Linked DNA regions of Homo sapiens: region 2 is linked to region 1. Evidence: chromatin contacts called from ENCODE Hi-C or POLR2A ChIA-PET data. All regions are on one chromosome and are shown on one strand. Each heading gives the region's core, a stretch centred on a gene start or an enhancer-like site at or near the end of the contact. The rest is flanking DNA. Distances are from core to core; before and after follow the strand shown.

Region 1 (5,338 bases), core at 430-2,929:
CTCACAAAAACATTTGACATCGTACATGTATCCTGATGGTCTTATATACTCAACATTGTTTGCAATAGCCCGTGCAGGAAAAACATTGGAATGGATAAATTGTGAGATGTTCACACAATGAAATACACACAGCAATAAAAGTAAACAGACTAGAGATACGCACGATAATATAAATGAATCTTAAAGTTAATATCATGCAAAAATGCAAGACACAAAAGCATACATGCTAATTCCATTTATATGAAGTTCAAAAATAAGCAAAACTAAACTATTGTTTAGGAATACATACATAATTGGCAAAACACCAAAGAATGGCAAGTGACCAAAAGAAGTGACCAACATTCATAAAAAGCAGAATTGTGGTTCCTCCATGGAAAAGGAGGAGTTTGAGCCAGATGTTGTTTCAAAACACAGGGATATTATGAAATTTCCTGTCTTAATCTAGCTGATAATCAGACAAGTGTTTGCCTTATAAATATTTACTGTACTGAACATTTACTGTGGAGCCTACGAGAATGCACCACCCAGCCCTCCTATTACAAGGAGTATTACTTGACTGAAGGCGTAGATGCATTCAGAACCCCACTGCAGCATTGTGGTAAGGCCAACCCCACCCACAACAATAGGATTGGCCCTGAGGCTGCTCCACTCATGGCTGAGATTGACAGGTAGAGCAGGGCAGAACAGATCCTAGGAGATACAGGAGGCTTGCAACCACAAACTTCAGCTGAGGGGCTCCCCAATAGCTTTGCCAAACCTTCCCTAGACTTCAAGTCAATTTAGGACAAATCTATCTCTCTCTCTTTCACCCTGGGTCAGACTTGCAGGGGAACAATTGCTGTCCTAGCCTTTCCCCAAAGCCTCTCCGATTCCCTCTCTATTTACTTTCCCAAAGGTATTTCTCTTTATAAAATCATTGCACATTTAATCCCTTCTTGGCCTCTGCTTCTCGAAGGACCCCAAGCTAGCAAAATTATGTTTTATTCCCTTTTTTTTTTCTTTGAGATGGAATTTTGCTCTTGTTGCCTAGGCTGGAGTGCAATGGCATGATCTTGGCTCACTACAACCTCCACCTCCCTGGGTTCAAGAGATTCTCCTGCCTCAGCCTCCCAAGTAGCTGGTACAGGCGTTCACCACCACACCCGGCTAATTTTTTGTGTTTTTAGTAGAGACGGGGTTTCACCATGTTGATCAGGCTGGTCTCGAACTCCTGACCTCAGGTGATCCACCCAACTCGGCCTCCCAGAGTGCTGGGATTACAGGCGTGAGCCACAGCGCTCAGCCGTTTTATTCCCTTTTCTACATATGTATTCCATTCCTCAGTGTTAAAAATGTTTAAAACGGTCATGCTGGCTGGGCATGGAGGATAACACCTGTAATCCCAGCACTTTGAGAGGCCAAGGTGGGTGGATGACCAGGTCAGGAGTTGGAGACTAGCCTGGCCAACATGGTGAAACCCCATCTCTACTAAAAATACAAAAATTAGCTGGGCGTGGTGGTGCACACCTGTAATCCCAGCTACTTGGGAGGCTGAGGCAGGAGAATTGTTTGAATTCAGGAGGTGGAGGTTGCAGTGAGATCGCACCACTGCACTCCAGCCTGGGCGACAGAGCAAGATTCTGTCAAGAAGAAGGAGAAGGAGAAGGAGAAGCAGAAGCAGAAGCAGAAGCAGAAGCAGAAGCAGAAGCAGAAGCAGAAGCAGAAGCAGAAGCAGAAGCAGCAGAAGAAGAAACAGTCATGCCAATCTGTATAGCAAAAAAGTGAGGGGGAGTTAAAAATCTGGTGGTGTATCTATGGGGGTTGATGGTGTTGCTGAAATGCCCCATAATGGTTAATATTGTGTCAACTTGATTGGATTGAAGGACGCAAAGTACTGCTCCTGGGTGTGTCTGTGAGGGTGTTGCCAAAGGAGATTAACATTTGAGTCGGTTGTCTGGGAAAGGCAGACTCACCCTCAATCTGGGCGAGCACAATCTAATCAGCTGCCAGTGTGGCCAGAATAAAAGCAGGCAGAAGAATGTGGAAAGACTAGACTGGTTTAGCCTCCCAGTCTACATCTTTCTCCCATGCTGGATGCTTCCTGCCCTTAAACATCAGACTCCAAGTTCTTCAGCTTTAGGACTTGCACTGGCTTCCTTGCTCCTCAGCTTGTAGATGGCCTATTGTGGGACCTTGTGATTGTGTGAGTCAATACTCCTTAATAAACTCCCCTTTATATATACATCTATCCTATTTGTTCTGTCCCTCCAGAGAACCCTGACTAATACAGCCCCCAAAACCAACATTGACCTCTTAGTTTAGAATTTGGAAAATGTGGGAAATCAGGCTCTACTGGTCAGTGATTTTAAATGGTTTGTATTGGACTAATTTCTTCAGAGAAGCTCTTTTCTTTTTTCCAATCTTTAAAGTGTCTATGAGACAGAAAATACTAATAATGGTGAACAACTTTGCATGTATTTCTGTTTGTTTCCACATATGCTGTCTCAGTGACCCTCACCATAACCCCATTACTGTATTACAGAGAGGAAGCCAAGCCACAGGGAGATTTAGTGATCTGCCTGTTGCCACTTGTCTACTATCCCTGTTGCCACTTGTCTACTATGTGGAATAGTAAAGACAGAAAGACAGAACCAAAGTTTTTGACTTACAGTCCTCAGTGTTTCGTTTCCTCCTTGGCTGGACACAGTTTACATTTCAATACTATTACATTCATATTTTAACACTGAGCCTTCTACTAAATAGGGCATTCGATCTCATAGAACTTCCAAGAAGCCTTAGTCCCCTCTCTGGGTTTCAGCCAATAGCTCATCTCAAGACATGTGGAGTCTTACCTCACTCTGGCTCTTGGTATTCACCCCAGACATTGTCCAGACAAACTAAAAAGAGCTCTATCAGGATCCCTAGCACCAAAGACCCAAACTAGGCCAGGACAACAAAAATAGTGAGGAGGAAGAAACTGAGCCCCTTGATGGTCCTGTTCCCCAGCCCAAGCTCTCCCATCCACCTACTGACCACACTAGAAGGCAGCTTGTCACTGGGGAGTGACCCTGAACACAGGGGCCCTTAGATTCAGAGTGTGGCTAGGATGTGAGGAAGAGCAAGCCCATTCTAGCTGCTTTTGCAGGAGCTAGAAGACACCTGGCAATTTTCAGGGAAATCCCTGCCATATTGGTACCACGGGAAAGGGAAAGAAAGATGGCCTATTGTGGGACCTTGTGATTGAGAAAGAAAGAAAGAAAGAGAGAAGAAAGAAAGAAAGAAGAGAAGAGAAAGAGAGAAGAAAGAAAGAAAGAAGAGAAAGAGAGGAAGACAGAAGAGAAAGAGAGGAAGAGAGAAAAAGAAAGAAAGAAAGAAAAAGAGAGAAGAGAAAGAGAGAAAGAAACAAAGAAAGGAAGGAAGGAACGAAAGGGGAGGGGAGGGGAGGGGAGGGAGGAGAGGGGAGGGAGGGGAGGGGAGGGGAGGGGAGGGGAGGGAGGGGAGGGGAGGGGAGGGAAGGGAAGGGAAGGGAAGGGGAGGGAAGGGAAGGGAAGGGAAGGGAAGAAATCCCTGCTATAAACCTCTCCTAGCAGCTCTGAAGACAGGCTCCAGATTTTCTGGTTGCATTAACCCTTAACCTCAGTCCCCAACACTTTCCAGGAGTTTGTTATGTCACAACCCTGCATCCTCAGAGACTGTGCTTCAGTGTCCCAGCCAAGTTTGCCACCGCTTAATTTGCCTTACCAAAGAGCTCTATTCTGGATAATCTAGTGACCCAGGGCCACTGGAAAATTTATTTAAAGAGTTGGTTTGCCCTTGGGGAAAACTACATAGACCTGATAACAGAAAAACTGCATTATACCTGGTAATTGGAAAACTAATAGTTTGGAAGTGATGATTTAAATTATGCCATGGAGGAAATAAAATATTAGGCATAATGAATATAGTTGATCATAAAAGAATATTCTTGTCTTATTCCAGTTTGTTGGGGGAATGCTTTCAACCTTTCCCCATTCTGTATGATGTTGGCTGTGGGTTTGTCATACATGGCTTTTATTAGCTTGAGGTATGTATATTCCTTTTATGCTTAGTTTGTTGAGGGTTTTTATCACAAAGGGATGCTGAATTTTATCAAATGCTTTTTTCACATCTATTAAGATAATTATATGGTTTTTATCTATAATTCTGTTTATATGATGTATTACATTTATTAATTTGCATATGTTGAACCATGCTTGCATCCCATCCTTGGTCATGATGTGTGCTGTTCGATGTGCTGTTTGAATTGGCTTACTAGTATGTTGTTGAGGAATTTTGCATCTATGTTCATTGGGGATATTGGTCTATAGTTTTCTTTTTTAGGTCACATTCTTTTAAGGCTCAAAATAATTTAGATCTCCAACAGCTTAGATTCTGAATTTTTTCACATATCTTTCAGTCCTAAATCCTAGGCCTTTAATCAGTTGTGTGGTAAGTGTTAGTTCAGAAAGATATACAGCACACTCTTGTCTACATAATGCTGGCATGGCTGTTATAAAAAAAGTTTTGGTCATCTCAGGTTCCCAAAAGCTGGGTTCTCTTCCTATTTTGGGAAAAGAGGCAAACTAGTCATAGTTCTATAGATAACAAACCATGTGTGCCTAGAACCCCAAACTATGTCAAAAGGACTGCCCAATTAATGAGGGTGAACTGTCTATTTAATGGGAATTGAAAGCTTTAAGTCTCTTTTACTAATTAGTAGCAGATGCTGTACCAGATGCTGAATGGGGACTTACAGAGGGCAATACATATATATATATATATATATATATATATATATATATATATATACACACACACACATATATATACATATATATATATAAAGATATATTCTGTAATAATCATTCCAAATAATATTAGCATTTACATCTTTCTGCTGGCCTGTGTTATGAACAGCAATCCACCACCACTCTTCAATGAAGTACTGGAACTCCTAGCCAGAGCAATTGAGCAAGAGAAAGAAGAAAAAGGCATACAAATTGAAAAATAGAAAGTCAAAGTATCTCTGTTTGATGATGACATGATCTTATACCTGAAAAAATATAAAGGTTCCACCAAAAAACTCTTACATTTGATAAATGAATTTAGTAAAGTTGCAGGATACAAAATTAATATACAAATATCAGGGGTGTGTCTATACACCAATTAGCAATATAGCTGAGAGTGAAATCAAGAAGACATCCTACTTGCAATAGCTATAATATTAAAGAATAATGAAATACCTTGGACTATATTTAACCAAGGAGGTAAAAGATCTCTACAAGGAAAACTACAGAACACTGATGAAAGAAATTAGGGATGCTACAAACAAATGAAAAAA
Region 2 (5,766 bases), core at 1,479-3,978, 61 kb after region 1:
TGACATAAGATTTATTGACTTCATATCAGTATTTAAGTATTGTTAACTTTATGTAATAGCATTTGGGTTGAGGATTGGTGCATTTCTGGTTGTAAGAAGGACAGTTGTATTATGTTAGTCATAATTATGACTTTATTATTGTCTTTATCTTAAGATTATGTACAATCTCAGGAGATGTGTATGGGTTCCAGTTGACAAGGGGTGGACTTGTGATGGTTAATATTGTGTCAACTTGATTGGATTGAAGGATGCAAAGTATTGATCCTGGGTGTGTCTGTGAGTATGTGGCTGAAGGAGATTAACATTTGAGTCAGTGGGCTGGGAAAGGCAGACCCACCGTTAATCTGGGTGGGCACCATCTAATCAGCTGCCACTGCAGGCAGAATATAAAGCAGGCAGAAAAACATGAAAAGACTAGACTGGTTTAGCCTCTGAGACTACACCTTTCTCCCATGCTGAATGCTTCCTGCCCTCAAACACTGAACTCCATGTTCTTCAGCTTTGGGACTCAGACTGGCTTCCTTGCTCTTCAGCTTGCAGATGGCCTATTGTGGGACCTTGTGATCATGTGAGTTAATACTACTTAATAAACTCCCCTTCATATATATATACACACATATATATATATTCTATTAGTTCTGTCCCTCTAGACAACCCTGATTAATACAGACCCTCTGTCTTAGCTCCTTGACAGATACATGGACATGCCTTATAATTATCTCAATTATCTCCTCTCTGTCTTCTGAGGGATTTCTTTTTTTTTTCTCTCTCTCTTTTGAGGCGGAGTCCCGCTCTGTTGCCCAGGCTGGAGTGCAGTGGTGTGATCTTGGCTCACTGCAAGCTCCACCTCCCAGGTTCACACCATTCTCCTGCCTCAGCCTCCCGAGTAGCTGGGGCTACAGGTGCCTGCCACCACACCTGGATAATTTTTTTTGTATTTTTAGTAGAGTTGGGGTTTCACCATGTTAGCCAGGATGGTCTCAATCTCCTGACCTTGTGATCTGCCCACCTCAGCCTCCCAAAGTGCTGGGATTACAGGCGTGAGCCACCATGCCTGGCCCCGGGATTTCTTAATTAATTTCAGAGGTAGATGTTTATGGTTGCAAGGACCAGATGGCTCATGTCTTAGCAGCATAAAAGCCAAAGATGGGGCCTCACATTAGGTCTATTATGTTTTCAAGGAGACACACTAAGGAAAGGAGGATCAGGTGGCAACTACTTCCCTCCTCAAAGAAAATTTCAGCATCTTATCCTTATAAAGCATAAATGTTCAATATGATGTTGGATATGTAAGTCTGGAACTCTGGAGACAAAATTGAGAATTATAAGTATTTTATGCTATTCAAATGTCAGAAACACACTGGCAGAATTTCCTTCATCTAAACTGAAGCAGTCTGGGGTTACTGGAGCAGTCTTGTTGCTTGATGTACTACCCAGAATTCTTTGTCTCACGACCATGAAAATTAAAGAGCATGGACACCAAGGGTGAGGTTGGAGCAAAAGTTTAATAAGTGAAAGAAGAAAGCTCTCTGCAGCAGAGAGGTGGCCCAAGAGGGTTGTCGTTTCACAGCTGGATGTAAATGCTTTTATAAACAAGCTAATTGGGGCCAGGCACTGTGGCTCACACCTGTAATCCCAGCACTTTGGGAGGTGGAGGCAGATGGATCACCTGAGGCCAGGAGTTTGAGACCAGTCTGGCCAACATACAGTGAAACCCCATCTCTACTAAAAAACACAAAAGTTAGCTGGGCATGGTGGCGCATGCCTGTAGTCACAGCATTTGGGAAGCTGAGGCAGGAAAATCACTTGAACCCGGGAGGCAGAGGTTGCAGTGAGCCGAGATTGCCCCACTGCACTCCAGCCTGGGTGACAGAGAAAGACTCCCTCTCTCAAATAAAATAATTAAAAAAAAAAAAAAAGTTGGCTGGGTGCAGTGGCTCATGCCTGTAATCCCAGCACTTTGGGAGACTGAGGCGGGTGGATCACAAGATCAAGATATTGAGACCATCCTGGCTAACACGATGAAACCCCATCTCTACTAAAAAATACAAATATATATATATATATATATCAGCTGGGCATGGTGGCAAGTGCCTGTAGTCCCAGCTATCCGGAAGGCTGAGGCGGGAAAATGGTGTGAACCCAGGAGGTGGAGCTTGCAGTGAGCCGAGATCGCACCACTGCACTCCAGCCTGGGCGACAGAGCAAGACTCCATATCGAAATAAATAAATAAATTAAATTAAATTAAAAATACACAAGTTAATTGGGCAGGGTGTTTCATCTGCATAGGGTACGAAAAACTAGTTAGGGCTGGGTGTCGAGTTGGATAAGGCATGAATTCTTGTTAGTTCCACCCCACCCCTCTAGTGTGCATGTGGGTCCTAAGCCTGAGTTACTCCATATTCTTTCATTTCCCTTACTGCACACGTGTCAGGAGATGGAATTTTCCACCGCCGACGTGTCTGGTTCTACGTAACATTTTTATCTATACAGCTGCAGGCCTGTCTTAGGAAAGCCCCCTTGTGCAAGTTCCCTTATCTGAGTATGCCCAAAAAGGAAAGGAATGTGCTCAAGGAACCCATCGTATATAACTGGAGCTAGCTGGTTGCACAAGAGATAAAGGTGTTGGATCTTGCTTCCTTATCTGCACTTACAGCTTGATTTCTTCCAGGTTGCTCTTTTGATAAAAGGACTTCTACCACGGGACTTGTCCTAACTATTTGCCTAACCAGTTCCTTCCTCTCTCTTCCCTCAAAATGACCATGTTTAACATGACTCAAAAGTCATCAAAAACTCTTTCATTATGCTTCCTCCTGCTTGAGTTTGCAAGATTATGAAACTGCCTTTGAAAAACATTCTAACTGAGACAATGATTACAGTGAAAGAGATCTGACCTAACTGACTCCATCCTGTCCGTAACCTCCAAGCTGTCCTTGTCCATTCTTGGGGGTAGGCCAAACTAACTTTGGGAATAATTTAGTTTATGGTTTAGCTTTGAAACAAAAGTGATAACAGCCATTTCCCAAAACAAACTCCCTTCTTGTCTGGGGACAAGACTGCCTTTGCAGAACTAACAAATTAGCCACAAGATAAGAAATTATGATTTAGGAGTCATGCAGCTGGAGGCTGCAAGATTCTAAACCTACCCAAATTGCTCCTGGGGATAGCATCACTACTGTAAAACCTAAGATCAGTGCTTCAGATATTTTGCAGCTCCTGCACTTGATGGATCAGCCGGCACCACCCAGACAGATAATCCCACTCATCTGGTCTTGTGGCCCCTTCCCAGGAAGTGACTCAGTGCAAGAGGACAGCTTCGACTCCTATGATTTCATCTCCAATCTGAGTAATCAGAACCTCGGATTCACTGCCCCCCACCCACCCACCCACCAAATTATCATTAAAAACTCCTATCCTTGGCCGGGTACGGTGGCTCATGTCTGTAATCCCGGCACTTTGGGAGGCTGAAGCGGGCGGATCACCTGAGGTCGGGAGTTTGAGACCAGCCTGACCAACATGGAGAAACCCCGTCGCTACTAAAAATACAAAATTAGCCGGGCGTGGTGGCGCACATCTGTAATCCCAGCTACTCAGGAGGCTGAGGCCGGAGAATCGCTTGAACCTGGGAGGCAGAGGTTGCAGTGAGTCGAGATTGTGCCATTGCGCTTCAGCCTGGGCAACAAGAGCGAAACTCCGTCTCAAAAACAAAAGAAAACAAGAAACTTTTGTCCTCAAATTGTCAGGGAGATTGATTTGAATAATAACAAAACTTCAGTCGCCCACACAGCCAGCTCTGTGTGAATTACTTTTCCTGTATCACAATTCACCTGTCTTGACAAATCAGCTCTGTCTAGGAAGCAGACAAGATGAACCCGTTGGGCAGTTACAATTCACTTCAGTTTGTTCTGTTGGTTGGTTTGTTTAAGTATGAAAAACATTGCTTTGTTTTTTCGTTTCAGAATCTTTGAGTCCACGTGGAGGAAGGAAGGAGAAGAGGAGAAGACTGTTTTCCAGGATGGAAAGGGAGCCTCGCTTTCTCTTTAGGTGGATTACAGAAATTGGTTGAATTCTCCCTGCCCTGGAGAAAAGTCAATTTATTTTTTATGTTAAAGATTTAGGCTCTTCCTGAGGGCTACTATGAAAGAAAAGTAGGGAAGCGAGCTTTTATTTTGAGAACAAAGAGTGAGCCAAGAGTGTAAAGTTGATAAGAGGGTAGAAGGGAGTAGATGAAGGGGGAGGGGAAAAGAAATGGCCAAAGGGGAACTGGCCAAGAGAAAGAACACTACAGGACCTTGAAATGAGTGAAGAAAATGTGTTATACCTTTTCATCCCTACAGTGTCTACATACTAATCCCCAGAAACTCTGAGTGTCACCTTATAGTGCAAAGGGATGTTGCAGATGCCATTGAGTTAAAGATCTTGAGTTAGGAAGATTATCCTGAATTATTGGTGTGGGCCAAATGGAATCACAACTTTCCTTATAGGAGGGAGGCAGAACTTTGATGTAAACAGAAAAGAAGAATGCTTTACCTTACCAATTTTCTACATGGTAGCCTGTAACTTGACAACATTATAAAACAACTGGCTCTAAATCAACTTGAGTTATATTTTCAGAGCTTGAGGACCCTTTGAAACTGCCCTTCCAAAATTACAACAGTGAGAGAAATCGGACATGGCTGACTCCATCTTGCTTCTAGCCTCACAGGCTGGCTGTCTTTGCTCATTCCTGGGCGTGGGTCAAGCTAACTTCCAGAGAAATTTAGTTTACAGTTTAAATAACATTAGCCCTTACCAAAAACTAAACTGTTCTTGTAAAACTAATGAAAGGCTACCAAGTTAATGAGAGGGGCTTGAATTCTAAATAATTACCAGTCATTATTCCGGAGGTCATAAGATTTGCAACTTCCCCAATTACTCTTGCAGATAACATCACTATTGTAGAACCTAAGACTGGCCTTTTGAGGTGTCTTTTCAGGTTTTTGCATTTCTTTTTTTCTTTTATTTATTTATTTATTTTTGAGATGGAGTTTTACTCTTGTTGCCCAGGCTGGAGTGCAATGGTGCAATCTCAGCTCACTACAATCTCCGCCTCCCGGGTTCAAGCGATTCTCCCAACTCAGCTTCCCCAGTAGCTGAGATTACAGGCACCCACCATCATGCCCGGCTAATTTTTTGGATTTTTGTAGAGACCAGGTTTCATCATGTTGGCCAGGCTGGTCTCAACTCCTGACCCCAGGTGATCCACCCACCTCAGCCTCCCAAAGTGCTGGGATTACAGGCGTGAGCCACCACACCCTGCCATAAGCCACATGTTGATTGCACCACTGCAGTCCAAGTCCAGCCTGGGCAATAGAGTCAGACCCCTGGCTCTTAAAAAAAAAATTTTTTTTTTTTTTAGTAAAAAAATAGAAAACCGCGTGTTAACAAACTATTTTCTTTTAAACAGTTAGCCTCTTAAAAGATTTCAGCAGAGGCTTGTATAGTGGGGGTGCTTGGTAAGAAAGAATACCTTTTTTTCTGGCTAGAGAATGGTATTTTAAAGTTTAGATTTTACTAAGTGAGAAGGAAAGCCACTGGGGAGGTTGACCAGGGCAGTGAGGTGATCTGGGTATGTTTTAAAAGGACCTCCCTGGCTTTGTGTGAAGATGAGACTCTGGGAGCAAGAGGGCAAGCTGCCAGATCTGTTCCTATAGTCCTAGCAGGAAGATGGTAGCACATCAAGGGTGGGAGTGGAGAAGAGATGCAAAGCTATTGGATCTTCATCT

Evidence for each region. A loop is a pair of places that touch in the nucleus more often than their neighbours do. ChIA-PET counts read pairs that join two places held with the same protein, here RNA polymerase II (POLR2A). Pooled maps may share reads with other maps.
Region 2: a loop to region 1 is called in a pooled map, with 2.2 times the contacts of the local background. The contact joins two enhancer-like sites. A Hi-C loop is called at or near these places in 1 of 168 maps with a recorded cell type or tissue (endothelial cell of umbilical vein) and 1 of 50 pooled maps. POLR2A ChIA-PET finds 5 or more read pairs at or near these places in 4 of 52 experiments (H1, T-cell, WTC11 and 1 more).

What each region holds. Positions count from the first base shown.
Region 1 is chr7:138,194,877-138,200,214 of GRCh38, forward strand. No RefSeq gene overlaps it. Among named protein-coding and RNA genes, the nearest start is that of MIR4468, 74 kb to the left of the region's middle. Within about 2 kb of position 1,680, at least 3 of the 41 ENCODE cell types and tissues checked have a DNase peak (open chromatin) inside an H3K27ac peak, as active enhancers do.
Region 2 is chr7:138,255,168-138,260,933 of GRCh38, forward strand. No RefSeq gene overlaps it. Among named protein-coding and RNA genes, the nearest start is that of MIR4468, 130 kb to the left of the region's middle. Within about 2 kb of position 2,729, at least 4 of the 41 ENCODE cell types and tissues checked have a DNase peak (open chromatin) inside an H3K27ac peak, as active enhancers do.